3 separate regions of the Homo sapiens genome follow, and all the other regions are linked to region 1. The links are chromatin loops, found by intact Hi-C in ENCODE. Cell type or tissue: heart left ventricle. All regions are shown on one strand. Each heading gives the region's core, and the rest is flanking DNA. Links, peaks and the distances in the headings are about the cores only.

Region 1 (10,535 bases), core at 917-8,916:
CTATGAATGGCTAAAACATACCTGTTTGCTTGTTGGTGTGAGTTTTTCTTCTGGAGACTTTGTACTGAATGTCAATAAACTCTGAAAAGAGAGAATTAATGATGCAAAAGACAAACTGTAGAGTGCAAATCTAAACAAGGTGTTACAGGGTGTTAAAAAATGAGAAGGTCAAATTTTTCACTTTGATATATATATTTGACAACAGAAAAGGAATAAAAGATTTAAACCTATTTAATAACCACGATGAGAGTTACAAGATTATGTCTGAGAGATACTTAAGAAATGGTAATGAATAAAAAATATAACTGACAGACAAAACTCAAGCCACCATTTTAAAAATTGCAAATCAAACACTGAAAAAAAAAAGAAAAAGAAAAAAGAATCATGCAATTTAAAGTATTTTAGTTGTCTTCTGCTTTTTTGCTGTCACAGAGTTAATACAAGCAATACCTAAGGAACCTCAAAAGTGTGGGGTAAAACGGTAATACATTTACATTAATAATGCTGCTGTACTGAGCATATTAGACAATTTTTTGGGAAATAATCCTTTAATGAAGCTGTTTCACCTAGAAACAAACTCACACCAATAGTCATGGGCTATTAGTCTAAAATTCCATGTACAAAGTGATCGCCTTTTTTGAGGGAGGCAGTTACCTGTGATTTTGTTAGGAAGTAAAACTGGGATCTATTTAGCCACTGGTAAGCTTCTGAGGTGAAGGATTCAGGGACATCTCGTGGAACAAACACTCCCCACTGGACTTTCTCTCTGGAGATACCCTTTTGAATATACAATGGCCTTGGCTCACTAGGTTTAAATACAAACACTAGAGGGAAAAAACAAAGAAACAATAACATTTTGCCTGAAAAGGTTAGTTCTAGCCTCAGACTGGCAGATCACACTAATCCTGGGACTCACCCCATTGAGTAACTGGCCCAAGTCATGACTGTTTTAGGCTTTGATTCAAGAGGTATCTACTGTGTTCCTACTATGGGCCAGGCAGGTTAGGAATGAGGGCTATGAGGATGAAAAACAGAAAGAAGAATTCGTGCTCCAGAGGCCAGGGCCCACTGCAGAAGACAGAAACCAAAATATTATTACAGTAGTATTTTGTCTGTAAGTACTAGAAATGAGATATGTAGAAACTGCTTCAAGAACATAGAGGATGACCAATTAAAGCTTCTCAGGGGCAGTTGGAAATATGTCAAACTGGTGAAATCTCTTGAATTTTAAAGATTGAGTACGAATTGGCTTGTGGAAAAATAAGAAACATATTGGAGCTCTCCTAGAACTAAGTATGGACGCACACAATGACAAAGTGTTGGGGCAAAGAAGGGCCGTGCCTCAAGCAAAATGGCTTCCAATTAACATCTGATGTGAAGGCAAGTTTGGCTCAAATTATATTAAGAAGAAAACTTAGGTCATAGATGTTCTCTTACTACAAAGTGTGGTTTGTACTTACAGTCTGAACCCACTGAAGACTGAGAGATTGCAGCAATATTCTCTGAATTAGGATCGGGTTCCATAACTCTAACATTTAATTTTGCATTCCACTCCACTGAGGGGAAAAACAAAGGTGATTCACTTCTAAGGAAAGATTTACCAAAAGCTTTAAAAAACTTCTCTTATTCTTAGGAAGAGGAATCTTATGCTTCCAACTAACACACATGGAGACACACTGAAATGATTTGTAGAATGCTGCACTAAAGTGAGAGGCCGAAAGAAAAACATACTGGAACTGTAGTGCTCCTTGTACAAACTATGAAAAGATTATTATTTCATTGAAATTTATGTCTAGTGCTTTTCTGATGCTGCTAAATGTGTACAGTATGTTAACCAGAGTTAACTGTAAAGAATACTGAAAAAAGTTACCATACACATTCATTTATAAGCAGCTACTATGCCTTCCAAACATACACTCAAATGGGTAAAATGCCACTAAGTTCACATTTGTTAGGACTGTGATAGACTACATTTGAATTTAAGCTGTCAGGGATAATGTAGATTAGTAAGTATTAAAAATGAGCAGAAAACATTATTCAAATTGTTACGAGGATGGGGAATATGGAGGGCATCAGAAAGTCACACACACTGAAAACAGTAGAAAAAGGTAAGGATAATGGAAGCTGACGTACCAACAATTAAGCAGTTAATAAATAATGTCTATTACAGGCCCAGTATTCCAAATTTTGGTGGCATCATATGTCACGTAAAAAACTGACTATTCCAAGTACAGACCTGATGATATGATCCCTAAGTCCTAAAATGCCAAAGTTTAATGTCAACTCCTTATGCGCTTTGCCAGATCACTTTAGAGTAAAAAATATCTTACATGCACAGCTCAGCAGATTCCAACAGCAAAGAATGCCATTTTCAGTAGCACCAAGTAGATACTTTGAACACGTCAATCTCCCAAAGCAAAGGTGCCTAGATTAAAACCACAAGGAAGTTAGCAACAGTCAGTTCTAGCAAATTCAGTTACAAAGAACTGCAGGCTTCCAGCGGCTGTTCTATGTAATGCAGATTTTTATATAGACATATATATTTTTGTTTATAATTATCCTGAAGAAAAAAGTGTCTAAGGAGTACAAAAGGAAGGGTCTAGTTAGCTATTTCTTTAGGAAAACAGAACGGATGACCAATTCTTTAACACACTGTGCGGTATACCAATTTACATCTAACAGAGAAAATGTACATGAAACGTACAGTCATCTGACAAAAATCCTATTTACCAAGAAGAAGAAAACTTGCGATTTCAATTGTGAAGAAAGTTTTACAAAGTAAATTCAGAATCAGACATGCTGGGAATTAGAGACGATCTCATTAGGCATCTGATTCTGTCCTCAGGCCCAACTACCTGAAGCAGGACCTGAAAATGCTGCTGCTACTTTCCCCTGCACCTCTCGGAAACAATGAGGTTGGCGCATAACACGGTTTTTATGGGAATACACAGAAAATAAGAAGGTTTGGATCCCCTGAGGCTTATGTATAGCTTCTGTTACCATTCAGCACATCCATGAAAGTATTCCAAAGAAAAAATATGTAGGCCAAGAGTTAAATGTTAACCTGAATTTCAGAAATGTTGGCACAGTTTGTGGACTCAGAATTTTTGGCTTTCCAGCATTTTGATTAGCTGCTTGCCCCACTGACCTTCAGGCTACTTTTGGAGAGGGCATAAATGACTACTAAAGTTTTAAGACTTGTTTAAATAAGTTAAAAAATAGTACTACATACTTCCCGAAGATTTACCTACCTTATTTTCCCAGCTCGTTGGCAAAATGTACATTTAAGTTCCCATGTTACAGAATCCCATATTGTGACTATTTCCTCAAAACTAACTGCTAGTAAAGAACCATCTTCGGAGAAACAACAGTTAGTTGCTTGATACTTGTGATAACTACCAACAAAGTCACAGGTCCAGCCAACAGCTTTTTCTGTGGAAATATAAGCCATAATGTTCAGAAATTGTGTAAATGCTAGAGAATGCTACAGTAGTTCCCCCTAGTTTCCCATTATCTGAGGGTTCACTTTCTGTGGTTTCAGTTCCTAGGGGTCAACTGAGGTCTGAAAATAGCTGTGTACAGTACAAAAAGATATTTTGAAAGAGAGAGAAAGGCAGACACAGAGCATGCACATATTCACTTTTTATTACAGTATATTATTGTAATCATTCTATTATTAGTTATTAACCTCTTACTGTGCCTAATTTATAAATTAAACTTTATCTCAGGTATGTATGTATAGGAAAAAAACAGTATATACAGGGTTCGGTACTATCTGCAGTTTCAGGCATCAACTGGGGCGGGGGGGTCTTGGATTGTATCCCCCACTGTTAAAGGGAGACTGCTAAATGAGGGACATTATAAGCAGTAGGGATTAAGAAACAAAGATGCACACACAAATAACAAATAAAATAAAAAAGAAACAAAGACACAAAACAAGAAAACCTGTTCCCCACAACTTCTTTAAGTCAGAACTGCTACAAAATACTGACTGTTCTGAAATTTATGCCCTCTCCTGGAGACCTTGACCTCCCTCTAGTGGAGGAGTGAAAGGACTCTTGGTAAAAGCCCCTTTTACTTTACCCTAAAAAAACAGAATAATCAGCACATGATTAATCAAGAATGCCATTTAAAAAGAACAGATTTGAGGAAAAAGGCATGTAAAATGTAATCTCTTAAATCTATTAAGATTAAGCAATATCCTGTAGAATTCAATAAAGTAGAAAATGTCCTCCCAGGATGGATACAAGTCATGAGAAAAAGAAATTAATTCCTAAAATTGTGCACACTTTAAACATAACATATTTAATAACTTACTGTATATGTCAGAGTCATCTGTTAATATCCATACTTTGAAGTAACCATCTTTGCTAGCTGTAACCAAGGTGGGCTGTTCAGATTTTTCTGCATTACAGAAACAGAGAGCTGTAATGCAGTCTTCGTGTGGCATGTTAATTTTAGTGTTAAGAATAAACCTAGCGGGAAGGAAACCACAAATTTATTCTTGCATGAGGACAAAGTGATGTATATAAGAATTTCTGACATGCTGTACATTTTACAATAGCATCTTGAACAACAGGCAACTGATAATCACGTAGAATGACAAACAATTGAGTGCTCTACCTCTAATGGCCACAGGACGCAAAGAGTTCTAATATATCACCTTTGCCCTTGTGTGACTTTAGAGAACATTCTGTGTAGTAGTCAACCCACTAGTACATTGGTACAAAATGAGGATAATACAGGTCACCAATCAATGATACTCAAAAGCCTACTGTATCAAACTCTGTAGGAAACTTGTATAGAACCCAGATTCCTGCCTACTTTTGAAAATAAAAAATGGAAAGGCCGTGAAACGCCCCACCTGGGGCAAGGAAAAATAGACAGGAAACTACTTAGTCAAACTGGCTGGTCATTATTTACTATTTTTAGTCACCTAAATGACTTCTTAAAGCTTATTTCGAGCTTAGAGGGCAACGCTGTGAATGAAAGACAACTAGGACTGTGTTCTTAAAAGAACATCAAGGCAGCATAGGATTGTGATTTTAAAAAAGCACAAGTTATAACAACAGTGACTAGGGACAACCACTTAATCTCTCTGGGCCTGTTTCTTCACCTATAAAATATAGACAACAGGCTTATCTTACAGTGTTCTTTTGAAGAGTAAGATAATGGGTACAAAGCTCTAAGCCAAGTTCTTGGCACACAGCAAAGATCTGTTAAGTGGTTATTATAGCCACAGTACGAGAGTGGATTCCTTATCTAATCACAACATCCATGCTACATTATACTATGCTACACTTCTACCTACACTCCCTCTTTTCAAAAGGCAGTATGCTGTTAACGGAAGAGCAAGGGAACATTTGGATTCTAACCCTGGATTTGCCTAGAATTCGGTATTATGCCCTTGAGGAGGTGTCACTTTTCCATGTTTCTTTATTCATTATGAGATGACATTATGACTTAGAGGACATCAATGTCTTCTCAGAGCAGAAAGCTTAAAGGTTTTATTAGAATAAAACCTCTCCCATATCTCTAAATCTAAACCTTGTCAAGATGAAACATCTTAAAGACAATTGAAACTGTAAAATGGGAAGTGAAATATTTTATACTTTGAAATTAAGTGGCTACACAGATAGTATTACCCTTGTGTTTTCTTATTATACATCCACAGTTTCATTTGCAATTCAAGCTCAGTTTCCTTTTCTTGCCGCTGTTCCACTGTTGCAAGCCAGTTACCAAAGCAGCCAAATGCAGCCTTTGTTAGTTCAATTTGGATCAGACCATAATCATTAATATATTCTTGCTGTATAATATCTAACTGATGAGTAAAAAAAACCAAAAAACCAAAATGTTTATTAACATAAATACACAAATGTTACAGCATTCAAGAAATGATAATTAACTACATCCAAGACAACTTCTGTACTGTATAGTAATAGATTTTTAAATAAAGGCAAAAATGAACTAATTGTTACTATGGACACCAAAATTGCCATTAAAAAAGGGAACACATTATAATAGTATCAATTTGGTGGTAATTATTCTTCAATGACCTTGAATATTAGCGATTACTAACACCCACTATATGATACAACAGAACCGTTAATTTATAGTAGTGCTTTTCTTTTGTTTCTAAGAACAAACAGCTTTACATCATCTCAAGGCTAGATTCTCTGTCAACAGAAACAAGCAGAACAGAAATAAACCTACAATCTTTAAGAAATGAAAAAAGATAGCCAATGTAAGTAGGCCAGCATTTATTTATGGTTGTTTTAAAAAAAATCCCATTTCCTTGCCTATACTAAGTAAATAAAATGCCTACTATTAAGTGTACTAAATGCCTACAATTTACAGGCATTATACTTGAGATAAGCATAAAATGATTAATATGCTTCCTTTTTTTTGAGGGGTCTAAAGGCCACGGTGAGAAAGAGCTAGTGTCACAGTTGCTATGACAGAGATCTGTAAAGAGTACTGTGGGGAACAAGAAAAGTGGGACATCTGGATTGGACTTATCAGGATTGGAAGAAGTGTTCCTCTTTAATCTACACTGAAAATTTTATCTTCAATATGTGAATATGATAGTGTTTCACCACGAAGCAGATACAAATTTGTACTGTCAATCTACCTATTTTTGTTTCTTTATCCTTGTGACTCAAAAGCACAGATGTATGGGATAGCTAATAGGAGGGCATTCTGAAACAAAAGACAGAGACAGCACGTACAGGAGTGCCAACTGGCTTACATGTAACCTGCAACTGTGGCCTCAATGGAATTATGCTCTGAACAACTGAACTAAGTAACCACGGATAATACTATGTTCAAGTAAACATATGCACAGGATCTTGTTTTAAAAGCTACTAAACAAATTGCTTGACTCCAGTGGTACTGTAAAGAGCTTTCATTAATTTCAAGGCTAATGATCAAAATCTTACATTGTATAACTGTTTATCACTCTGGAGAGAATAAAACTGCAGGTGGCCAGGTTTTCCATTCAAAACCAAAGCTTTAGTTCTTGGATCAATCATCAAACCAGTGAAGATACTCCTATCTGCAGAAGTGGTGACAAATAACAGGTGAAATAAGAGAAATATGCACTCTTTAAAATGTTCATGATTCCAAATCCACTGAGTTCTGCAATACCTTTCACTAGGCCTTGAATTACTGCGGATGCTTCAAGGTTTCGGTGAATAATTATTATCTCTGTGGGTAGAAAAAAATAGGTATTTAAATATCAATAGGTTAGAGAAAGCTTGTCCAACCTGTGGCTCAGGGTGGCTTTTTATGCAGCCTAACACAAATTCATAAACTTTCTGAAAACATTATTATTATTATTATTTTTAGCTCATCAGCTATCATTAGTGTTAGTATATTTTATGTCTGGCCCAAGACAATTCTTTTTCCAATGTGGCTCAGGGAAGCCAAAAGATTGGACACCCCTGGGTTAGAGCTTCAAGGTGAAGGAGTCACCTGAGTTTATATTCTGAAATATACCAGAATACAAAACAACCCAGTAAGTTCAATGAACTCAGAGTACTACTAGAAAATCAGGAATACATTTTGTGAGTTAGTGGAAAATCTAGGGGTGGGGATAGGGGCTTTTCTGTTGGAGTCTTTAAGTTTTTATCAGTTGTGCCTATGAACACATTTTAAGTGTTAATGCAAAATCTATAGAGTATATCTAATAAAAATAGTTTAACTTTTTCATGCCACTAAATGGACTGCTCACAGTTATGTTCTTTTTTGAAAGAAAAGGAAGTGGATTTACAAAGATATCCTAGTCTAGGCTGAGTAGTCACTGGATGAACAAAGTTTTGGAGAAATATAAGACTGCCTCTATTTCTATCAAATCTACAGGACTCTTGCCCCCAGGTAACAGCTGTATCAAAAGAGAATCTTGCAGTATTCTTTTGAAAACGGAAGGTTTATGAAAGCACCAATGTCCACTTCCAAACCTTCCCTTTATTTCCTCATGTCATCCCACACTAAAAGACTTTGAAAATGTAAGTGGCACATCAATAACCAAATACACTTAGCCTTCCATTTTATAAAAATAATTCTCAAAAATGTTGAATTCTGGTGGTGCCTAGGGGTAGAGAGGGGTGGAAAAGAGAGGAGTAATGCAAGGAAAAGAAGGCTCATTAAATCTCATACGCTACTCTTAGTTTTAGGTCTCTTTATTCTCTGTTCCCTACAGATGCTAGCTAATTTATGGTGTTTATATATTTCCTCATAATAAAAAATTTAGACTTACTATTATCAGAGTGAGAAGTGCAGAATAAATCTCCTGCAGGCGAGACTGAGATATGTTCAATAGTAGCTCCTAAACGCGGGAGAAACTCCTTATTCTTCTCTGTTGCATCGCGCCACTCTACAAGTACAGATTCACGACCGCCACTCAGCAGACTGGTGCCTTCATATCCATTCAAGGAAATTAAAAGGATGGTGTTTTGAGGAAAAAAGAGAAAGAAAAATATAATTAACACTTTTGTTTTTGCTACCGTACTAGAGAAATAAACTCATTTAAAGCTACAAAAAGTGTCTTCGTATCTTTTAATATACTCTGAAGACAAATGATCACTGGTTCAGGAATTTTTTTTCCAGTGATATCTGATTAGTTTGTTGCTGACCAACTCCTCTGTTGACAACTAGAAAAGCTGGACAAACAAATATCCTTTAGGCCAAGATAGCTTCACTGATAAATTTTTCTAAACATTTAAATACTATACCAAAAATATTATATATATATAAAAAAAAGCCGATTTCACGACAGATGAAAATTCTTAAGCAAAATACTATACCAATGATATATTAAAGGGTATCATGTCATCGCAGTTTACTGCAAGAATGAGATTACCTTAACAGCTGAAAAATAAATTAATGTAACCCCACTTACAGAACAAAAGGAAAACACCATGATTATTTGAATAGATGCAGAAAAAGCAAATGACAGAATTCTATACGTATTCATGATAATACCTCTCAGAAACTCAGGAATGGATGGGACCCTTTGAATCTCATCAAGAGTACCTGGATAACATCTATAGCAAACACCACACTAAAAGTTAAACTATTGAAAACTTTCCCTTTGTGATTAAGAATATTATTACCATTTTGATTCAACGTTAACTGGATGTCTAGTGCACTGAAATGAAACCAGAAAGGCTTAAGGATTGGAAAGAAGGAAATAATCACTTCCATGTTCACAGACAGCATGACTACACCAAGGCATAGCCAAAATAGTTTATAGATAAACTTATGGAATAAGTAAATTTAGCTGATTATAAGAGAAATATATAACAATCAATTTTATTTTTAAATACTAGCAAGTCAATTAGAATATAGAGTAAAACATACTATCAAAAGACCATCAAATGTCTAGTGAAAAATATATATGAGAACCACAGAAAAAAAATCCTAACTCATGGATATAAAGACCTAAAAAGTGGAAAAGTATTTATTATGATTACAAATTAAAATACTCAATACTATAAAAACATCAATTCTCCTCAAATATAGCAACAGCTGTATTGTCAACACGGTAGCCACCAGTCAAATGTGGCCAATTAAATCTAATGGTTTGAAAACTAACAAAAGCCTGCAAAAGACTACCTTAATGACTAAATGGATAAATAGGACACTGTTTCAGACTGTTTTCTCAAAAGTATTCCATCAAATAACCATTTTTCATTCTTTCATGAATCTAAAACAACTGGTTTTAAAGATCACTGGTTTATAATGGGGTTTTTATCAAATTTTCTAAAGCTGCAAGCTGATAAAATCTAGCTAAACAGAAGACTAAAGGTATGTAGTTGTGATGTACACAAACAAAATTAAGAAGTTTAATCTGATATATACACATATATGATACATTGTGCATATAGTTCATATATGCCTCAAGTTATGAAGTTCTCAAAAACAACTAAAATCTGTATTTCTTTTATATTTACGCAGCTATTTTTTCTTTTTCTAATAACTCATACCCACACAGTCAGTAAGGACATTTCACTGACAACTATGTACTGTAACCATTATTTCTCATTTAAAAATATTCATGCTACTTGAAATATAATATCAAGAATTCAAATAATGGCCGGGCACGGTAGCTCACGCCTGTAATCCCAGCACTTTGGGAGGTGGAGGCTGGGGGGATCGCCTGAGGTCAGGAGTTTGAGACCAGCCTGGCAACACGGTGAAACCCCATCTCTACAAAAAATACAAATAATTAGCTGGGCGTGGTGGTGCGTGCCTGTAGTCCCAGCTACTTAGGGGGCTGAGGTGGGAGGACCATTTGAGCCCAGGAAGTCGAGGTTGCAGTGAGCCAAGATGGTGCCACTGCACTCCAGCTTGGGTAACAAAGTGAGACCTTGTCTAAAAAAAAAAAAACCCCTGCCTGGAACATATACAGACACATACATATGGATACCAAGCACTCACTAGTATTTTGAGGGTGTGGAGTGGGAAGGAGGGTAGAGAATACAAATGAGCAGCCTACATTGTCTCCATACACTAGTCATTACTCCCCAAACCAT
Region 2 (10,535 bases), core at 988-8,987, 94 kb before region 1:
TGTAGGACAGTGGAAGGGAGTGAGGACACAAAGATGGGTATTTCACTGGAGAAGAGGACGCTGGGCTTCTGGGTAAACAGAATCTTTTATCCAGCTCTGCAGGGACCCAGAAAATAATATGCTGGTTGTTTTTTGTTTTTTTGAGACAGAGTCTCGCTCTGTCGCCCAGGCTGGAGTGCAGTGGCGCGATCTTGGCTCACTGCAAGCTCTGCCTCCTGGGTTCACGCCATTCTCCTGCCTCAGCCTCCCAAGTAGCTGGGATTGCAGGCATCCACCACCACACCCGGCTAATTTTTTGTATTTTTAGTAGAGACGGGGTTTCACCATGTTAGCCAGGATGGTCTTGATCTCCTGACCTCGTGATCTGCCCGCCTCGGCCTCCCAAAGTGCTGGGATTACAGGTGTGAGCCACCGTGCCTGGCCAATACGCTGTGTTTTTTTAGACAATTTTAATATTTTATCTGGTGAGTTTTCCTGCTGTTTACTTTGGTGGGAGTATAATTTCTAAGAGCAAGAGAGAGAGAGAAAAAAAAGAGGGATAGATCAATAGTATTTTGTTTATTTAATAAAAATGACACTTGATGATTATTCCTTGGCTGGAATTCTTAGATTATTAGTAAAAGAAAATACATATTACAATGTCTAACCAAGGGTACCCATTGGGAAGGGGAATAGAAGGAAAAAAAGTACTACTAATAATTGGCTTTTATTTCTACATGTCCTCCCCAACAAAATAATGGTATCTTTTCTTAACAGATACTGAGCCAAAACCCCTGGAGGGAACTCATCTAATGGGTGTGAAAGACTCTAACATCCATGAGCTTGAACATGAGCAAGAGCCTACTTGTGCCTCCCAGATGGCTGAGCCCTTCCGTACCTTCCGAGATGGATGGGTCTCCTACTACAACCAGCCTGTGTTTCTGGCTGGCATGGGTCTTGCTTTCCTTTATATGACTGTCCTGGGCTTTGACTGCATCACCACAGGGTACGCCTACACTCAGGGACTGAGTGGTTCCATCCTCAGTATTTTGATGGGAGCATCAGCTATAACTGGAATAATGGGAACTGTAGCTTTTACTTGGCTACGTCGAAAATGTGGTTTGGTTCGGACAGGTCTGATCTCAGGATTGGCACAGCTTTCCTGTTTGATCTTGTGTGTGATCTCTGTATTCATGCCTGGAAGCCCCCTGGACTTGTCCGTTTCTCCTTTTGAAGATATCCGATCAAGGTTCATTCAAGGAGAGTCAATTACACCTACCAAGATACCTGAAATTACAACTGAAATATACATGTCTAATGGGTCTAATTCTGCTAATATTGTCCCGGAGACAAGTCCTGAATCTGTGCCCATAATCTCTGTCAGTCTGCTGTTTGCAGGCGTCATTGCTGCTAGAATCGGTAAGAAATCTCTTTTTATATATTAATGAACTAAAGTGTCTTTTTGTAATGTAGGTTCAGAGAATCCATTAATAAATGATCTGAAATGTTCCCTAAATGTTAATTTAAGCAAAATCCACTCTTACGAAATTTTTATTTTACATATTTATACTTTATATTTATTGTGTTTTTTATTTTATAGTTTGAAAACCTGTATTTGTTTACTTTATTATATACATATACTTAAAACATGGTTCAGGCTTGAAAATAATTTTTTCTAAATGAATATCTTAAATATTACTTGTTTTTTTTTTTGTTTTTTTTTTTTTGAGATCAGGGTCTTGCTCTGTTACCCAGGCTGGAGTGCAGTGGTGCAGTCACAGCTCACTGCAGCCTCGACCTCCTGGGATCAAGCAGTCCTCCTGCCTCAGTCCCCCAAGTAGCTGGGACTACAGCCATGTGCCACCATACCTTGCTAATTTTTGTATGTTTTGTAGAGATGGGGTTTTGCCATGTTGCCGAAGGTGGTCTTGAATTACTGAGCTCAAGTGATTACTTTTTAAATGTAATTTAATTTATAAAAGATATTAGCTATATTAATTATACTGCCATCTAGTAGAGTCTTGATATTGCAATAACCTTAACAAAAAAACTGTAGTTTAGAAAATATTCCCATAGGACAACACTAAAAAGGTAATGTTTTTGGCTTTAAAAGAAGATGTGAAAGTGATAAAAAAAATCCTTCAAAGGTCTTCTCTAGCAAATATGTATTTATTATATAGTTTGCCACACAAATGGATTTTATAGCCCTGGAAGGAAACATAAAGACTTCTTACAAAGCAAAATTTAAGTAATAATTAATAGAGTACTGATGAATTATCTCTGAATTCAGTCTTGAAATGAAACTGTTTTTATCTTGTGATACAAAACAGTTCATTAGTTTATTGAAGATATTAATTTCCAGGCAAGACAGCTTTATTGTTTGGGCTTTAGAACTCTAGCAGTAATATAACAATGGTTTAAAGTTTCCTTACACTTTAACCATAACCATTTATTAGGTCATTTGAAACTTAAAAAATACTAGTACTTATACTATAATAGGATTTATTATGTCTCTGATTTCAAAGTTTTGTTTTTGTAGTATGAATAATCACAGAAAAACAGAACTAAGAAGTTTGTAGATTAGACTTCTTTTTGTCTGATGACTGTAAAAATCATTTATTGAGGCCACTAATAACCCAATATTTATTTATGAAAAATAATTCTTAAGGCAAGGCTATGGTATATTTAAGGTGACTTAAAGACAGTCAGGCTAAAATGTATATTTTGCATATGTCAACAGATTTTTATCTGTGATTTGAAATGTATGCCTGTAAACTAAAATCTAATCTTTAAAAAAATATTTTATTATAGGTCTTTGGTCCTTTGATTTAACTGTGACACAGTTGCTGCAAGAAAATGTAATTGAATCTGAAAGAGGCATTATAAATGGTGTACAGAACTCCATGAACTATCTTCTTGATCTTCTGCATTTCATCATGGTCATCCTGGCTCCAAATCCTGAAGCTTTTGGCTTGCTCGTATTGATTTCAGTCTCCTTTGTGGCAATGGGCCACATTATGTATTTCCGATTTGCCCAAAATACTCTGGGAAACAAGCTCTTTGCTTGCGGTCCTGATGCAAAAGAAGTTAGGAAGGAAAATCAAGCAAATACATCTGTTGTTTGAGACAGTTTAACTGTTGCTATCCTGTTACTAGATTATATAGAGCACATGTGCTTATTTTGTACTGCAGAATTCCAATAAATGGCTGGGTGTTTTGCTCTGTTTTTACCACAGCTGTGCCTTGAGAACTAAAAGCTGTTTAGGAAACCTAAGTCAGCAGAAATTAACTGATTAATTTCCCTTATGTTGAGGCATGGAAAAAAAATTGGAAAAGAAAAACTCAGTTTAAATACGGAGACTATAATGATAACACTGAATTCCCCTATTTCTCATGAGTAGATACAATCTTACGTAAAAGAGTGGTTAGTCACGTGAATTCAGTTATCATTTGACAGATTCTTATCTGTACTAGAATTCAGATATGTCAGTTTTCTGCAAAACTCACTCTTGTTCAAGACTAGCTAATTTATTTTTTTGCATCTTAGTTATTTTTAAAAACAAATTCTTCAAGTATGAAGACTAAATTTTGATAACTAATATTATCCTTATTGATCCTATTGATCTTAAGGTATTTACATGTATGTGGAAAAACAAAACACTTAACTAGAATTCTCTAATAAGGTTTATGGTTTAGCTTAAAGAGCACCTTTGTATTTTTATTATCAGATGGGGCAACATATTGTATGAAGCATATGTAGCACTTCACAGCATGGTTATCATGTAAGCTGCAGGTAGAAGCAAAGCTGTAAAGTAGATTTATCACACAATGACTGCATACAGACTTCAAATATGTCAATAGTTTGGTCATAGAACCTAGAAGCCAAAAGCCACACAGAAGGGCAAGAATCCCAATTTAACTCATGTTATCATCATTAGTGATCTGTGTTGTAGAACATGAGGGTGTAAGCCTTCAGCCTGGCAAGTTACATGTAGAAAGCCCACACTTGTGAAGGTTTTGTTTTACAAATCACTTGATTTAACACACTCAGGTAGAATATTTTTATTTTTACTGTTTTATACCCAGAAGTTATTTCTACATTGTTCTACAGCAAGAATATTCATAAAAGTATCCCTTTCAAATGCCTTTGAGAAGAATAGAAGAAAAAAAGTTTGTATATATTTTAAAAAATTGTTTTAAAAGTCAGTTTGCAACATGTCTGTACCAAGATGGTACTTTGCCTTAACCGTTTATATGCACTTTCATGGAGACTGCAATACGTTGCTATGAGCACTTTCTTTATCCTTGGAGTTTAATCCTTTGCTTCATCTTTCTACAGTATGACATAATGATTTGCTATGTTGTAAAATCTTTGTAAAAAATTTCTATATAAAAATATTTTGAAAATCTTAATTTTTCCTGAATTCTGTTCCCCAATTATTTAACAAGGCTTTTGTTACAGAACATCTGTTTTGGGTAACTTGTTTTTCTCTATAAAGGGCTACAGTGTCATGATTTTTAGTGTTATCTCCCTGTTCATATTTCTAGTTTATGGTGGACTGGATAAAAGTGTAGTAGACATGAGGCCCAGCACTCTTTCTTTGACTTTGAATATGTCACACTAAGCACTTTTAAGTTCTCACTTCTATTTTCCCTTCTGTAAATTGGAAATGATAGTAAAAACAACCCTACCTACCTTTCAACTTTCCTGGTTGAATGAAATAAGAGAAGCCATGTGGAATTACTTAGTGAACTACAAGACAAGGCAGCATTTTTACTAGAGGTTGGACCTTAGTAATGACGGGGAGCTGAGGAGAGATGTCTGCTGCCTCTAGAGAGAGTAGAGCCACATTCTGCATAAAGGAAACATTTATTGGGGACTTGATCTAAACTGTTATCAGTCCTAGGGATTCAGACTGGACTCAGACATAGTTGATCAGAGCCTCCTTTCCTTTCTCCTAAAATTGAGAACTTGAGAGCATTTGGCATCGCCCTGCAGCTACTGATCTGTTCATGATGTTTGTGCAAACTAGATGCCTCTGTTAGGTTTGGCTGCTGTCTTGAACTGGCTCTCTGCTCCCTCCCACAGGGGTCAAGGCTGGGATTGAAGATCTGTCCTGAATGTTTGCAGCTGTAACTGAAGGCCTATGACCTTGAAAAATGAACAGAACCACATTAGCAAGGGGAGGCCTCAGCTCTTAATATGGGCATTTTGCCATTCTGTGCATCTAGTGAGAGAGGCCCTGTGTAGGAAGAAGAAGCATGGAGTTGAAGAGTTAATAGGAATTTTTACAGCTGTTGCTCTTACCTTTGCAGACTACTGCTCAGAGCAGGAAGAGGAAGGAAGTGGAAAAGAATCACTGCTGGTCTGGACAGCCTTTGTTGTTTACTTCCTCAGACCACAGAAGTAGGGCAGGGGTAGGTGACCTGTGTGGCTGTGTTATGGGGGTGCTTCTAAATATGGGGTCAAACTCAAATAACTGCAGAGCCAATTAGGTCATTAAAATGAATGAAGTAGATTTGAAATAGGAAAATACTCGTTTTATATGTAATTGCATTTTACCGAAGTATTTAATTTTGTTCCCACTTAAAAACAAATTCATTACATTTTTTTTCCTGCTTTTCTCTGTTGCAGGCTTCTTACAGTTATTAAGTTGGTTCTTTCAGCATACACACCCTTTGTTTGCATATTAAACATAGGTAAATCATCTTCATTTCTATAAAGAAATATCCCCCTTTTTTGGAAAATCTGGCTTGATTTTTTTTTTTTCCTTTTTCCCTACCCTTTAAGAAAATAAAAGTGTAAATAAGAAATTACTTTACTGTTTCCCATAAGACAAAAGACAGTACAAGAGGCATGCTAAATGACACATGGCCTTGGCAGTCCTACTGGAGTGGTAATAGGGTACACCCAGGTTAACGGGTCAGCTGTAAGCACTCCCCATTGCCATGCTGGAATGTGGGTCCTGTGTTGTCAGATCTTTTGATCTTCAAAGAGGAGCTGGGGATTCTGGAATCTCCAGATTCTTTTTTGTTTGTTTGTTTGTTTGTTTGTTGTTTTTGAGACAGAGTCTCACTCTGTCACCCAGGGTGGAGTGCAGTGGCATGATCTGGGCTCACTGCAACCTCCGCCTCCTGGGTTCAAGCAATTCTTGTGCCTCAGCCTCCCGAGTAGCTGGGGCTATAGGCCCCCACCACCACACCCAGCTAATTTTTGTATTTTTAGTAGAGAAGGGGTTTCACCATGTTGGCCTGGCTTGTCTCGAACTCCTGACGTCAGTTGATCTGACTGCCTTGGCCTCCCAAAGTGCTGGATTACTAGCGTGAGCCACTGCCTCTGGCCTGGGATCTCCAAATTCTTAAATATTGACAACTTATTTGAAAGTGCTAAAAATACTTTGCTAGCCAAACAAAATACATGCCATTTTAAAAGCTTTTCTCTCAGGGGATTGTTTGTGAGCAAGGAGATAGAATTTAATTAAAGCTACTAAGTGTAGGAAGAGAGCAGAATGAATGGACAAGAACTGCAAAGTAAGGAGAACAAGAAAGAACTGGGCAGACATTTGTGGTAAAGAGTATTAAGCTATTAGGCATCCTTTATTGGAGGTTCCTTTAGGTCAAATGATCTATGTATTTATTACTTGCCATACTGATGTAAGTACGAATTCTACCACATAGTTCCTTTAGTCCATGTGTTTGCACTATTGGGCTATAGGATAATGACGTTTAAAAAAAATTAAAAAGCTTTCAAGTTGCCAGAATCATAAAGATGGTGCACTCCTGTTTTGAAAAAGAAAAAAGCACCAAATTTTAAAGAATGAACGTCCACTTCTCCCATCCCACTCCCTGAATCCTCAGAAGTACCCACTGTGAACAGCTTAGGGTTTGTTCTTATAATTTGTTTTTACTGAAGTTTTGAAAACAAATCTTTTTATATCATCATTCGGTTTCCTTATCTCTGTCTGCTGACTATTATTATGTATTTTTTCCCCACATTCTAAGGAAGGTTAAAATAAAAGTCACGTTTGCATTAAGACTGTTGATATAGAAATTTAAAACTTTAATAGAACAGAGGAAAATAGATACACAACTTATCTAGTCTAATATTAATATTTATTGTGATTAAAAATAAATTTAGTCCACAATTCCTTTCAGCCAAGACAAAAGATCACTGAGTTTTACTTTTCTCTCTCAAATGATACTTCAAACTCTATGATGTCAGTTAAGTATTGCTCCTTCTTTTTATAATGTTGTCTTCCTCTTGATCCACCTTCCAGAAAAATCTTTGCTATCGGGAAATTTTTCTTTTATAGGACAGCAATTCAAGAATAGAGTTGAAAAGTTAGAAGAACCTTGTGACAACACATACAGAATTAGCACAAGTCTGAACTGGCTACACTTAGTCACACTTTAAAAGTTAAATGACTTTTTTTCCTTATAAGGAGGCTTGTTTTCAAGTCCAAAAGGGAGTAAGTATTTTATCTAAAGAATGGACAAATGGAAGATCAAAGTACAACACAAGTAAGTGCTTTATTTTTTTTTTCATGTTCTTTACCCTGGCCTCTATGTAGGTTAGTATATATTTTTCTATTTGAACATTTTCCTTATTGCATTTTGCTGGGAGAAAAGTGCACTGCAAAGTTTTTGAAGTAAATATGTTCAAAATCAACTTGGTGGTTGTCCTAAACTAATGTATACAATTGTAATGATGATAATACAGAAGTTAATCTAATTAAATAGATTGAAGATGTAAGAGAATAGATATATTTTATGGTAACTAAAACACTTCAAAAGAAATCCATGTTTTGAAGAACTATGTTATAAAGACCTTATAATAAGTGATCTCAAGCAGGACATGGGCACATATTAAGTCCTATCTAAAGTAATATTTGAGCTTAATGTGAAGATAATTAAAAGAATGCCAATGATAGATTTAATATTTTATTTAATACTATGTATTAACTAAATAGATACATATCTTCTTACCTATTAAATCCCAGGTATTTAAGTAAAGACACTCCAGTGGAAAGGAATTAACATTTGAACATCCATTATTTGTCAACACTTTATTCATTTAGTCCTCACCATAACTCAGTGAAAAAGATATTGTCTGTGCTTTATAGTTGTGGAAACAGTTTTAGAATAAATATCATGTACTTGTGCAGCTAGTAAGTAGCAGAACAGAATCTAAAATGATTTCTGTCTGTGTCCAAAGGCTTTCTCTCCTCCATATCCCATAACCCTGGCATGAGCTTTGTCTAATGAGAAGTGCCAGAAAATCCTTAATATCCTAAGGGGCCTATTTGTTTATGGCAAATGAGGATTTCTAGGGTGGAATCATCACCAGATCAAAGACACATTTCTGGCATAAAAAAGTATTAATAGGGCCGCGGTGGCTCACGCCAGTAGTCCCAGCACTTTGGGAGGCCGAGGGGGGCGGATCACGAGGTCAGGAGTTCGAGACAAGCCTGGTCAATATGGTGAAACCCCGTCTCTACTAAAAAATACAAAAATTAGCTGGGCGTGGTGGCATGTGCCTGTAGTCCCAGCTGCTCAGGAGGCTGAGGTAGGAGAATCTCTTGAACCTGGGAGTCGGAGGTTGCAGTGAGCCGAGATCATGCCACTGCACTCCAGCCTGGGTGACAGAGTGAGACTCTGTCTCAAAAAAAAAAAAAAAGTATTAATAGATGAGTGAGTACTGATACATAAGCCCTAGTACAAAAGGCTGTAACACAGGTACAAGCCATTCTTTCCGGAGTAGCTTAGATTGACAGATAAGGAGAACCAGTGAGGAAAGTTGGCAGAAGGATCTATAAAAAACAGCTGCTCCTGTCACCCATGCAGAATACATTTGCAGTGAAACTGACATGGTGACATTTGCAAGTGAATGGCTGAAGCAAGTTAACAGTTAGGATGGGGGTAGTACTCTTGGTGAAGGTATGCCCCACCACAACCCCTGCCCAGAGCACACCCTCCTGTTCTGATATTGGGAGTGGAACCCTGATTTACTTTTGCGCTCTCTGCCCATGTATCTTAAAGAAGTCTACCCAATGACATGACTTGCCCACTAGCACAGAAATCCTTCCAGTCGGTGTGATATCTGTTAAGAAAAACCCCACTTAACAACAGAGGAAATCCACACGAGCTACTTGAATTCATCAATCTAGTCTTTCTCTCATGAGTTTGTGCAGATAACCACTGATGGCCAGATATCTGGGGAAAACCAGCAGCATCAGATAGGGCTAAGATGAAAAAAGAAAGTCATAGACCAACAAAAACAGGTTATTTAGGGAAGAAAAATTTTAAAAAATTCTAGTTAATGTCCTCAGAGATTGATGAAAGAATGGTATCTATAAAGAAAGTACACGGTTTTATGCAAAAAGAGAACAAGAGGAAATTAAAAATATGATTGCCCCTCCCTCCCTCCATTCAATAAAAGGCTAGGTTTAAAAGTAGAGCAAACAGACAAAGTAACTATGAGAGAAAAAAAGTGAGAGATCATAAAGATTAATCTAGGATGTCAAATACCTTTCTATTGAGAAATCAAGTAAGAGAGAGCAGATAAACAGAGGAGCTGAACGGGGGGTGGGGAGCATAGGAGGAGAAGCTGGACTACCTTAATGCAATGATGAAGCGTTTATATGTTTCTTGTGTAATCTGGAAAAAAAGCAACAAGAAACTTTAGGAAAAACACAAAAACTTGTACAAGAAAGTCATGTTCCAGACATGAAACAAAGTAAACTGTTTCATATGGCATGATGCTGAGGAATTACTGGAGTAAAAGAAAAGAAAATTAAGTTTACTTTGATTTTTTTTTTTTTTTTTTTTTTTTTTTTAAGAAAAGGTCTCACTCTGGCTCAGGCTGGAGTGCAGTGGCACGATCTCGGCTCACTGCAGCCTCCAGATTCTCAGTTCAAGAGATTCTCCTCCCTCAGTCTCCCGAGTGGCTGGGATTACAGGCATGCACCACCATGTCTGGCTAGTTTTTTTGTATTTTTAATAGAGACAGGGTTTCACCATGCAGGCCAGGCTGGTCTTGAACTCCTGGCCTCAAGTGATCCACCCACCTCAGCCTCCCAAAGTGCTGGGATTACAGGCATGAGCTACTGTGCCTGGATACTTTGATTCTTAAATCATTTCCTTTGAGTGGCAAAGTTTTCCTTACATAGGATTACATTTCTTTCTCCTGAGGTTTAATCATAATACTTGATTTTGCAGTGAATAATATCAACATAATAATAATGTTCTATATGCTATTCCTTTCTAACTTTTAGAATCAACCAGTAAACAAAGCTTAGAAGACTTAACAAAATAAGGACAAGACTTTATAAAACAAAACTTTATTAAAAAAACAAGACTTTATTTTAAAAACCAAGACTTTATTTAAAAACAAGGCTTTATTTTAAAAGCCTTTATATAAACAAGACTTTGCCAGGTATGGTGGCTTATGCCTACTGTAATCCCAACTACATGGAAGGCTGAGGTGGGAGGATTGCTTGAGGCCAGGGGTTCATGACCAGTCTGGGAAACATAGGAGACTCAGTCTCTGAAGAAAT
Region 3 (10,535 bases), core at 844-8,843, 160 kb before region 1:
CACTTTTCTCAAGATTGATATTTCCCTGAGTTCAGAGTACAACATTTTACAATTATTTTTAGAAGTTGTACATTCCTAGCAGTTGACTAGTGAACCAATTACATTCCCCTAAGAACCCATCATAACTTCAATGTCATTATAGTAATTTGCAAAAAAAAAAATTATAGTTTCTTGAGGTAAAAGGGTTAGGTCAGAGTTTTTCAACCTTGGTACCATTGACATTTAAGGCCAGATAATTCTTTGCTGCGGGGTTTGTCCTATGATTTATGGCAGCTGCCCCCAGTCTTCTTGGGACCAGGGAACAGTTTTGTGTAAGACAATTTTTCCACAGACCAGGGGCCGGGGGGAGTAGTTTTGGTATGATTCAAGTGCACTACATTTATCATGCACTTTATTTCTATTATTGCCTTGTAATATATAATGAAATAATTATATAAATTACCATAATGTAGAATCAGTGGGAACCCTTAGCTAATTTTCCTGCAACTAGATGGTCCCATCTGGGGGTGATGGGAGACAGTGACAAATCATCAGGCATAAGATTCTCAGAAGGAGCATGCAACCTAGGTCCCTTGCATGTGCAGTTCACAATAGAATTTGCACTTCTATGAGAATCTAATGCCACCGCTCATCCGACAGGAGGTGGAGCTCAGGTGGTAACTTGAGCATTGGGGAGTGGCTGTAAATACAGATGAAGCTTTGCTTATTCTCCCGCTGTTCACCTCCGGCTGCATGACCAGGTTGCTAACAGGCTGGTCCGTGGCCTGGGAGTTGGGGACCCCTACTTTATAGGATGTCTAGCAGCATCCCTGGCCTCTACCCACTACATGGTAGCAGCAGCCCCATCCTCCAAGTTGTAACAACCAAAAATGGTCCCAGACTTTGCCAAATGTCCCCTAGGGGGCAAACTCATCCCCAATTAAAACCACTTGCTTATTTAGTTCTTCCACTTATTTACATTTCTAATTTCAACTGTATTTTAAATCTTTAATGTCATATGAAATACAGCATACTACATACATGTTCTATCACCAAGGATGTAAGGGATTCTTGCTTTTTAGGTAAATGATGTTATTGGTTTAGGTCTGTATGCTTTTACAATGTGAGCCACCTTACACAAAGTGCAGAATGGTATATAGAAAAAAGTACACTAGAAACTTGTTTTTCTTCTCTCTGACAATGTCACTGAATGTTCTCAATCAAGCATTTAAAACATATTCAACATTCAGTCAACCTAGACTTATTAAGTTACTACTATGTGATTGGCACTGTTGCTACCTACTGAAGGTACAAAGATGAGTAAAATGGTCTCTATCCTCAAAGAAGTCTCAGCCAAGTGGAGAAGCTGGGCAAGGAAACAGCTACACCACAATGTAATAAATATTGTAGCTGAGGAATGGAAATTTGGGAGCTCAGAGGAAAGAGTAACTCTACCTGAGGAAATCATGGAAGACTTTTAAAAGGAAACCAAGCTGGAACAGATGCTTAAGATGAGCAGGAGTTTACCAGGCACAGAGGGAGAACAAGGACTCCAGGCAAAGGAAACAGCCTCTGCAGAGACTCAGAGCCATGGCTTTAGGGGACGATAAACATGGTGGTATGACTGGAATCGGAGAGGTGTGGGGTGATGGCTGGAGAGGAGGCTGGGAAGGCGGGCAGGATCCAGCTGCTGCAGGCCTTGAATGCCAGGCTAAGTTCTCTTAATGGTCTCTCCTATAAGCCGTGAGAAACACTTGAAGAATTTATAGGTGGGAGTACCCTACAAGGATAATCTAGCCAACTGCTGTTTTATTTAGTGGTTACTAATTTGGATATTGAGATGTTTGTTTTATAATTGTGTTTACTGTAACTAATTACAGTTACAGTAAATTTAAAAAAATGAGGGCCAGGCGCAGTGGCTGATGCCTGTAATCCCAGAAATTTGGGAGGCTAAGGCAGGTAGATCGCTTGAGGTCAGGAGTTTAAGCCCATACTGGCCAACATGGTGAAACCCTTGTCTCTATTAAAAATACAAAAATTAGCCGGGTGTGGTGGCGTATGCCTTTAGTCTCAGCTACTTGGGAGGCTGAGGCCCTTGCATCACTTGGGCCTAGGAGGTGGAGGGTGGAGGTTGCAGTGAGCCAAGATTGTGCCATTGCACTACAGCCTGGCGACAGAACAAGACCCAGTATCAAAAAAAAAAAAAGAGTTATATAATAAATCCTATAATGAATAAGTCCTTGTGCTACATGTTAGGGGCAAACAGAGCCATAAAAAAAATCTTAAGGCGCCTATAATTTACTAGGGAAGAACGCCTGGTATGTCATAAAAGTCTGTACGTAGTGAGGAGGCATCAGACAGAGGAGAGGATGATTAATCCTGTCTGAGAGTAAGGGAGTCTGGGAAGGCTCCACGAAACTTTGATGGTGTTTGCCAGCTGGACAAAGGCTGGATGATGCCACCTTGATGGTATCCTTGTTCTAGGAACAGAAAGTCTACTCTTACCTAGGAAGAGTTGCCCTTCATGTTTTGTTTTCAGAAAGTATCACTTCAATCTAAACATTTAGACTATGTGGATACACTTAAAGGTCCATTCAGATCTTTATCAAATGTAAGTTTTTAATTGAGGAATTTCCTGACCATCCCTTGTTTCATTTTCTCTATTTTACTTTTATCACCACATATAACAGACTATGCTGTATATTTTATTATTTTATCTTCCCCCTCTCAAATGTAAGCTGCATGTGTCAGGAATTTATGTCTATTTTGTCTATTGTTATATCCTTAGTGCCTGCTACAGGGCCTGGTGTGGTAGATTTCAGTAAATGATTGTTAAATAAATGAATATAATTTTATTACTAGTTATGTTGGATTTAACTAGAATTCAGCTAAATTCACCATAGCATTACATGTTAAAGAATTCTTTTTTGTTTTTACCAGGTAGGTAAATACTCTCGAAAATGGCTTCATCTTATTCAGTTTTATTCCATATTTCTCAAAAGAGGAGAGTTATTTCATTTTTTTTTTTTTTGCTGCCTGGATTCATACTTAAATTCAAAGTTCATGGGTAATTTTATGACTGCCTGACTAATGTAGTACAATTGTTTAGATTGAAGCAGAATTTATAGATACGTTCAGTATCTATAAATTCTCAATCCCAATAACAAGATTTTACTTTTGAAAGGTCAAAATGTATTGAATCACTTTGAGAACATAACTCAGGTTAATGTGTATTTATTTTACCTCTGTGGAAATGCTTAATATGTTTCTGTTCCTTTTTCCCTCCTTCCGTTCTTCCTTCTTTCCACCTTTCCTCCCTTCCTTCTTTTCTTTCTCCCTCCTTCCTTTTGTTTTTCCTCCCTCCCTTTTCCTTCTTTCACTATATTGTGATAGAATAGTGTTTAAATTAGTGATTCAAAGCAGCATAAATTTATTCTTGATATAAAGGGGGATGAATTAAAACCAAATTGACTTTGCCATCTGTATGTTGCTTTAAATTGAGAACATATATTTGGTAATAGTGAGGGAAGGTGTTGGTGCTGATCCAGTCACCTGTGGTCAGGGAGGGGGCGTCACATGTTTCCTGGGATTCATCTTTCCTAAAGGGAAAAGGTGCTAGCAAGTGTGTGTTGATAGGAGGGTGAGTGGGGAGAGAATGGAAAGGCACCAGATATACAGACACTCCTGAAGTGCCTACTGTAGTAACTGCTGAGCTCAAACAGTGAAGGAGCATGTTTGTCTTCTAAGAGCATTAAAAACATTTTTTAAAAATCATCAGGATAAACAGCCAACCTTTTTCTGTTCATTCTGAAGGTGATATTCTGTTCATCCAGTCTTTTCACTGTTTCTCAGTGTTTATGTTTAGCCTATGTAACATAATCCTTTTTTTTTTTTTTTTTTTTTTTGGGAGACAGAGTCTCACTCTGCCATCCATGCTCAAGGGCAGTGGTGTGATCTTGGGTCACTGCAACCTCTGCCTCCTAGGTTGGATCAATTCTTGGGCCTCAGCCTCCTGAGTAGCCAGGACTACAAGCGTGTACCACCATGCCCAGCTAATTTTTTGTATTTTAGTAGAGATGGGGTTTCTCCATGTTGCCCAGTCTGGTCTAGAACTCCTGACCTCAGGCAATCCACCCACCTCGGCCTCCCAAGGAATTGCAGGTGGAACCTACCATGCCCGACCTATATGACGTAATCCTATTAATGAAAACTGAATTTCAGAATTTTCTGTTTTCTTTTTTTGGCTAAGATCCCAGCTTGGAAAAAGAAAGATTATATATATATATATATTTCGGCTTGATGTCCAAGAAAAAGTCTAGATTGAAATCAAGAAGTTGTTTGTATTATTTTTTTTCTCTTGAAGATGAGCCAACTTGTCAAATGTTTTACATCATGAGAACCACAGTCAGATAGCTTCCTGCTGTCTTAGAATAAGAGTGCGTTTTGGAATGCTGTTTTATTCTGTTTGTTTTCATTCTCCCTTTTCTACTTCCGTCTGTTCTTCCCTGCCCCCAGCCCTTGATGTTGTTTAGCAGCGTATGCTTCCTGTTAGTGTTTTGATTCCTTTTCAGGTTTCAATTACAAAAACAAAATAACTCAAACAATAGGAATAACATAGATGATTCTCTGGAATGAAAATTGAGCTCTCCCTAGCTAACAGGGAGATAGATTCAAATGACCACATGTTTTTGTAGTTCTCCAGATTTCTGTTGGAGACACAGTCTGTGTATCACTACCCATCCAGAAGGCATGTCTTGCGTTAGCATGGAAGACCACTTTTAATCCAGCGTGCCTTCCCAATTCCTGTGTAGAATGAAGATATGAGACTGATGCAGTGCTTCCTGTAGAGCCATACACATATTATTCATTCATCCCACAAGTAAATGTTAGCTTCTTTATTTTAAACTAGGTACTGGGAATATAATAGTGAACAACACAGACAGCTGTCTTTGCCTCAGGTAGCGCATGATGTAGTTAGGCAGAGAACTGAACAGAAAATTACCTTCTGAAGCAATAAATACTGTGACATGGGAAGTGCAATTTGCTGTGAGAGCACATAGGAGGAGCCTCAAACCAGAGAAAGGGTGAGGTGAACAGAGAGAGGTCAGGGCAAGCTTCGGAAGACTTAAGATGAGACTGGAAGGGATACAAATTAGCTAAGCAAAGGATGAAAGAGTGGATATAAAAGAAAGGGAAGATAAAAGTATTTACTCATAATCGCCGTAACCAGTCTTCAATGAAATTTCTGAGTTTTGGAGATATTTACTGATGAGCTACCTTTATGTTGGACTGCCGGCTATCCTCAGCATCAAAGCTGGATGAACAGCAAGTACTGCTGTACCGAAATGGACATGTTAAAGGCTGACTAATTTCTACGTGGGCAAGTCACGTCTTCTACCTTTGGTCATGAATGGTTCCTTCCAGAGCTTCAGTATGCTTTTTCAGGAATCCTCAAGCCTAGCATGATGGTGCACGCCCTTCCATGAAGGCCTATGGCACCTTGGCCAGACCTCTGGGAGCACATGAAAATGAGCTCAGCCATGTCCATAATCCAGGAATTTTCTCCCTTTATTTAAGTGAGTAATGCCTATTTATATATTTAAAAGTTGAGAATAAAGACACACAAAAAGAAGAAATTAAAAATCAATCACCATCCTACTCCCCCAAGCTAAAGTCTGTTAACTTCTTGGTGTACTTATTTGTTTTTTTTTTTTCTATGTGCTTTAGTTTTGGTGTTTGTTTTTTCATTAAAAATTCATACATGCCTATTTTTTAAAATGTGGAAAATACAGTAGAAAGAAAAATTTGATGAGAGTTCCACAACTCAAAGAAAACCAATTTTGATATTTTTCTTTTCCATCTTTATTTGAGGTACAGGCAGTGTTTTCTTTTTTTCATTTAGTTTTTGCTTTGTTGAATTGCTATTTACTTGTACTTCTGAGCTTTGCATCTAAAGTGGAAACTTTTTTATAGTAGCCTTGTTGAAATATAATTCACATACCATAAAATTTACCCTTTAAAGTGTATAAATTAATCAAGTTAATATATTGAAAGAGTTGTACAGCAATCAGCAAATATAATTCTAGAACATTTCCATCGCCTCAACACAAAACCCCACACCCATTAGCAGCATTAGTAGTCATTCCCTGTTTTCTCCCAAGGCAGCCACTAATCTATTTTATGTCTCTGTGGATTTGCCTATTCTCGACATTTCATAGAAATAGAATCACATGATATGTAGGCTTTTGTTACTGACTTTTTTCACTTAGTGTAATGTTTTCAAGACTCACCCATGTTGTAGCATGTATCAGTACTCATTTCTTTTTATTGCCAAATAATATTCTATTGTATGGGTATGCCTTACTTTACATACCCATTTATAAGTTGATGAACTTGTAAATATCCATTTATAAGTATACATATCCATTTATAAGTTGATGAACACTTTATTGTTTCTGCTGTTTGCCTATTATGAGTAATGCTGCCGTGAAGACTCATGTACAAGTTTTATGTGGACATTTGTTGAAGAGGAACATTTTAAAGGAAATTTCTTTAGAGGGTTATTCTGATGATGGCAGATGAAATGTTAAAATGTGATTGTTTGGAGCCTCAGCTAGATGCTTCTATTTTCTTTCATAATAAATAAAAGAATGTAAAACATTCTTATAACATTAAAACACCAACCTCCCAAAATATGTAGGCCACAGCCACTCCATCCCCAAGCTCCAGCCCATTCGTGCATTTTTAAATTTTTATTTATTTTATTATTATTATTTTTGAGATGGATGATCACTCTTGTTGCCCAGGCTGGAGTACAATGGCACAATCTCAACTCACTGCAACCTCCGCCTCCCGGGTTCAAGCAATTCTCCTGCCTCAACCTCTGAAGTAGCTGGGGTTACAGGTGTCCGCCACCACACCCAGCCAATTTTTGTATTTTTAGTAGAGACAGGGTTTCATCATGTTGGCCAGGCTGGTCTCAAACTCCTGACCTCAGGTGATCCACCTGCCTTGGCCTCCCAAAGTGCTGGGATTACAGGCGTGAGCCACTGCACCTAGCCCTTCATGCATTTTTTATTAGCCCTCTATTAGGTGTGGGGTATAGAGCTTAGTATCCTATGACTCCAGGGAGCCCATTCACATTGTATTCGATATCAGAGTCATCTATATGAAGTGAAAAATGACCCGTGGAATTAAGCAACACGGTGAGCCCTAGGTCTAGGCACAAAATTTGCTTCAACATTTTATTTTACATGAGAAAGAGCTCCTCATCTCTCCCACTGGTATGCAGTGAATGAGTTTTGTCCTCCTTTTTTTTTTTTTTTTTTAAGATGGCATCTCGCTCTGTGTGGCCAGGCTGCAGTGAAGAGGCTGGATGTTGGCTCACTGCAATCTCCGCCTCCCGGGTTCAAGCGATTCTCCCGACTCAGCTCAGCCTCCCGAGTAGCTGGGATTACAAGCGTGTGCCACCACACCCAGCTAATTCTCGTATTTTTAGTAGAGACAGGGTTTCACCATGTTGGCCAGGCTGGTCTTGATCTTCCGACCTCGTGATCCGCCCGCCTTTGCCTCCCAAAGTGCTGGGATTACAGGCATGAGCCACCGCGCCCAGCCTGTCCTCCTGCTTTTTCATATGGGATGGATCCTGGGAAGGAGAAACACAGTGCAGGAAGCAGAGTAAGATTGGGGAAATCCTTTCTTTACTCCTTTGTCTTAAAACTCTGCCTGATTGCTTCATCTTCTTTATGTCTCTAGAGATAAGCAAAAACCTGGAGGTCACGGATGACTTTGATTATATTCCTGGAGGAATCATTCAGCCCTTGATTAGGTGTCTTTGTTCTGTTCATGCCAAACATCACCAGACAAGCAGTCACATCCCCTGAGTTCCCCAGTACCAGATTTTTCACTTATTGGGTAACTCAGCCTTTCTGAACTTAAAAAGTTTCCTTTAAGTTCATCATCAAAAGAACTTAAAAAAAAAACTTAAAAAAAGAACTTAAAAAAAAAAACTTTAAAAAGAACTTTAAAAAAAAGAACTTAAAAAGAAATAAAGAACTAGTAGCTCCATTCTCTCGATAGCTTCTTTGCCTTCTTTGACATCCCTTGAAGTCTGTGGCTTTAATCCAGATGACATGAAGTAAGAGAGTCCAATGGACAGAAAAATGATTAAAAGTAGGCAAGGTTGAGAACCCACTTGGTATCTCTGACTGCTTTGGCTTCAAAGTGTTGAACTGGGGCCCAAGCCAACCTGTGGAAACATTGCTCCAGGGAGCAAGGTGTAGGACTCACCTGTGGTACATGAACTGTTGTTGTCTCTGGAGGAGGTCTGTCAGTGCTCCAGCCAGAGCATGAAAATCACGTGGTGGTGCCTCAACCTTGATGGTTGAGCTGTGTACAGAGGATAATTCCTGCATCTTGTCATCAATCATGGCCAGAAGGAACATACCAAGGCCATCATCCCCAGAGAGGAGAGAGGGGCATACCATATCTGACAATATTTCTATAAACATTATTTTTGGGCTGAAATACTAGGCCATTACACGTTTCCACCAGGATGGTGCCAATATGCTCACAGTGCCTGATGAGGCTCCAGGAGGTGGCGTCCAGATCAGGTTGTATGTGGGTGGAGCAGACAGGATTGGGGATAATAGGAACATTACCTTTCCTTCCAACCAGCTGGTTCATTCTTTTGACCCCTTTTGTTCTTCTTTCTTCCTCTTTATTTAGTAAAACCCAAACCAATTTCTCACTTTCTGCCTCATTTTCCACTAAGCACAAAGAGGCAGCACTATGAATGTTTCCACTATTGATACCTGGGTGATACCTTCATTCAGCAATGATGTCAATTCAGGCACCTTGAGTAGACTCCTTGGGGAGAGGCTTCATTCTCTAACGGTGCCTACTTCAGAGGGATATTGCTCTGATGTATTTAGAGTTTGCTTCCCAGACAGATTAACACCACAGATACAACAGACCCTTAAGCAAACATACCCTGATCATACACTGTACCCTGGGCCAGCCCACAATCTAACACAGCAATATTGTCCACCACCCAAACTCCCACCAAATGTGTATGCAGCTCTGGGTTCAAAGGTATTGGAAACCTTCTTTAAAATGCAGAAAAACCACAGTATTCAGAAGAAATTTTTATGTTCCTGACGCACTATGGAGCTAGGCTTTCTTGGAGTGGAGGTGGCAGCATGGAGAAGAGGTGGGGAGAGCCTGCCCAGGTCAAGAGTCAATTTTGTGTATCAAGCTTAGAATCCAGGTCACACTCTAGTGGTGGAAAGTGACCCAGCACTACATGAAAATACATAGAGATTGCATGTCCTTGTCTTCTTTTGACTCCTGGTCTTTTTCTCCCCTTTCTCTGTCCTCCTTCTGACATAAAGAGGAAAAGGAAACTATAGATACTGCTTTACCACTCTTATTCCACCGTGAGTACACAGAATCTCATAATCAGGTTACTATGCACATACATATCAGTGCCTTGCACACTGAGCTCTTTTTACCTTCTCTGAGGTGAGTGAAGAAGGGAAGGTCTGTAACCTGAGAACATGACTATTGAGAATGAGTCACTGTTCACTTGACCCAGGTGGGTGAAAAGACCCAGCAGCCCCATGCTGCCTACTCCCTTGGCTGCCTACCACTGAGCAGGGAGGATGTGCAAACCTACTGTCAACCTCCCTCCCAACCTGTGGTCACCTCTGAGAAGCCAAAGCAGGCACTCAGGAAGAGCTGAGGAGGACTCCTTCCTTCCCCTGAGCTCAAACTTCTGCGATTCCCAAAACAATACTCCAAACACAGTAGAGACAGAAGATAGCACTCAGTTACTAGAAGAACAAATATATTTGGAAAGAATAAATATCCTTGGTTATGAGAAACATAACAGAGACCAGGTTTTTCAGAGGATGTGGTAGCATGTGGCTATTCTTGCCTAATTGTACAGAAACATTTTGTTGATGGAAATTTCCCTCCTCAGAGGAGATGGAAGACTTTCTTGTTGACTATCCCTAAAGACAAAGCCAGGGACAGTGAAGAGGGCAGCCTGAGGAACTTCTCCTCTTTCGCCCATGCTGGCAGGGCCTGACTGGGGAAATGGGCTCCCTGGGGCTCCTGGAATGGGGATGATCTGGACATACTGCCTGACCCTTGAATCTGACAATTTTGTGGTGGATGTCCAGAGACATGAAAACCGAATATAATTATCCTACTGGATCATGTTCTAGATGGGAAAAACTCAGGAACTAAAAACCAAAACCCAAAGCAAAACACAAAAACAAAAAAAAAGGAAAAGCTTACATTCATGGGGACTTTATTGTGTAAATTGCCAAGATTTTAATAAAGACAATAGATAGAGTTTGTATCAATGTTAAATTTATTGTATTTTTTGTGTGTACCTAAGGGAATATCTTTTTTATAATACAAAAAACTGTAGTATTTAGGAGTTAGGGGTAAAGGGCTATATGCAACCTACCATTAAATGTTTGAAAAAAATTTATTTCTCTATCCATCTGGATAGAGAGAAAATGAGAATGTGAGTGAGCAAGAGAGTC

The links. A loop is a pair of places that touch in the nucleus more often than their neighbours do. Peaks named below come from ENCODE experiments on the same cell type or tissue, not always from the same donor. Only the 100,000 strongest peaks of a DNase experiment are listed, where the experiment ranks them.
Region 2: a loop joins it to region 1, with 2.4 times the contacts of the local background. A loop is called at or near these places in 21 of 110 quality-filtered maps.
Region 3: a loop joins it to region 1, with 6 times the contacts of the local background. A loop is called at or near these places in 60 of 110 quality-filtered maps.

What each region holds. Positions count from the first base shown.
Region 1 is chr2:189,460,365-189,470,899 of GRCh38, reverse strand. It overlaps WDR75 (WD repeat domain 75), which reads right to left. Exons shown (of 21, transcript NM_032168.3): 9 at 8,258-8,416; 10 at 7,147-7,206; 11 at 6,939-7,054; 12 at 5,646-5,821; 13 at 4,318-4,475; 14 at 3,252-3,432; 15 at 2,331-2,425; 16 at 1,461-1,556; 17 at 655-824; 18 at 22-81. Among named protein-coding and RNA genes, the nearest start is that of WDR75, 24 kb to the right of the region's middle. In heart left ventricle, for the core only: a CTCF peak has its summit at 4,041 (motif pointing left); no DNase peak of the experiment used is centred there.
Region 2 is chr2:189,554,447-189,564,981 of GRCh38, reverse strand. SLC40A1 (solute carrier family 40 member 1) reads left to right here. Exons shown (of 8, transcript NM_014585.6): 7 at 757-1,398; 8 at 2,791-4,392. The coding sequence ends at 3,104. Among named protein-coding and RNA genes, the nearest start is that of SLC40A1, 21 kb to the left of the region's middle. In heart left ventricle, for the core only: no CTCF peak of the experiment used is centred there; a DNase peak (open chromatin) is centred at 5,021; H3K4me3 peaks cover 299 bases; H3K27ac peaks cover 3,740 bases.
Region 3 is chr2:189,623,879-189,634,413 of GRCh38, reverse strand. No RefSeq gene overlaps it. Among named protein-coding and RNA genes, the nearest start is that of ASDURF, 32 kb to the left of the region's middle. In heart left ventricle, for the core only: CTCF peaks have their summits at 885 (motif pointing right) and 5,026; no DNase peak of the experiment used is centred there; H3K27ac peaks cover 1,093 bases.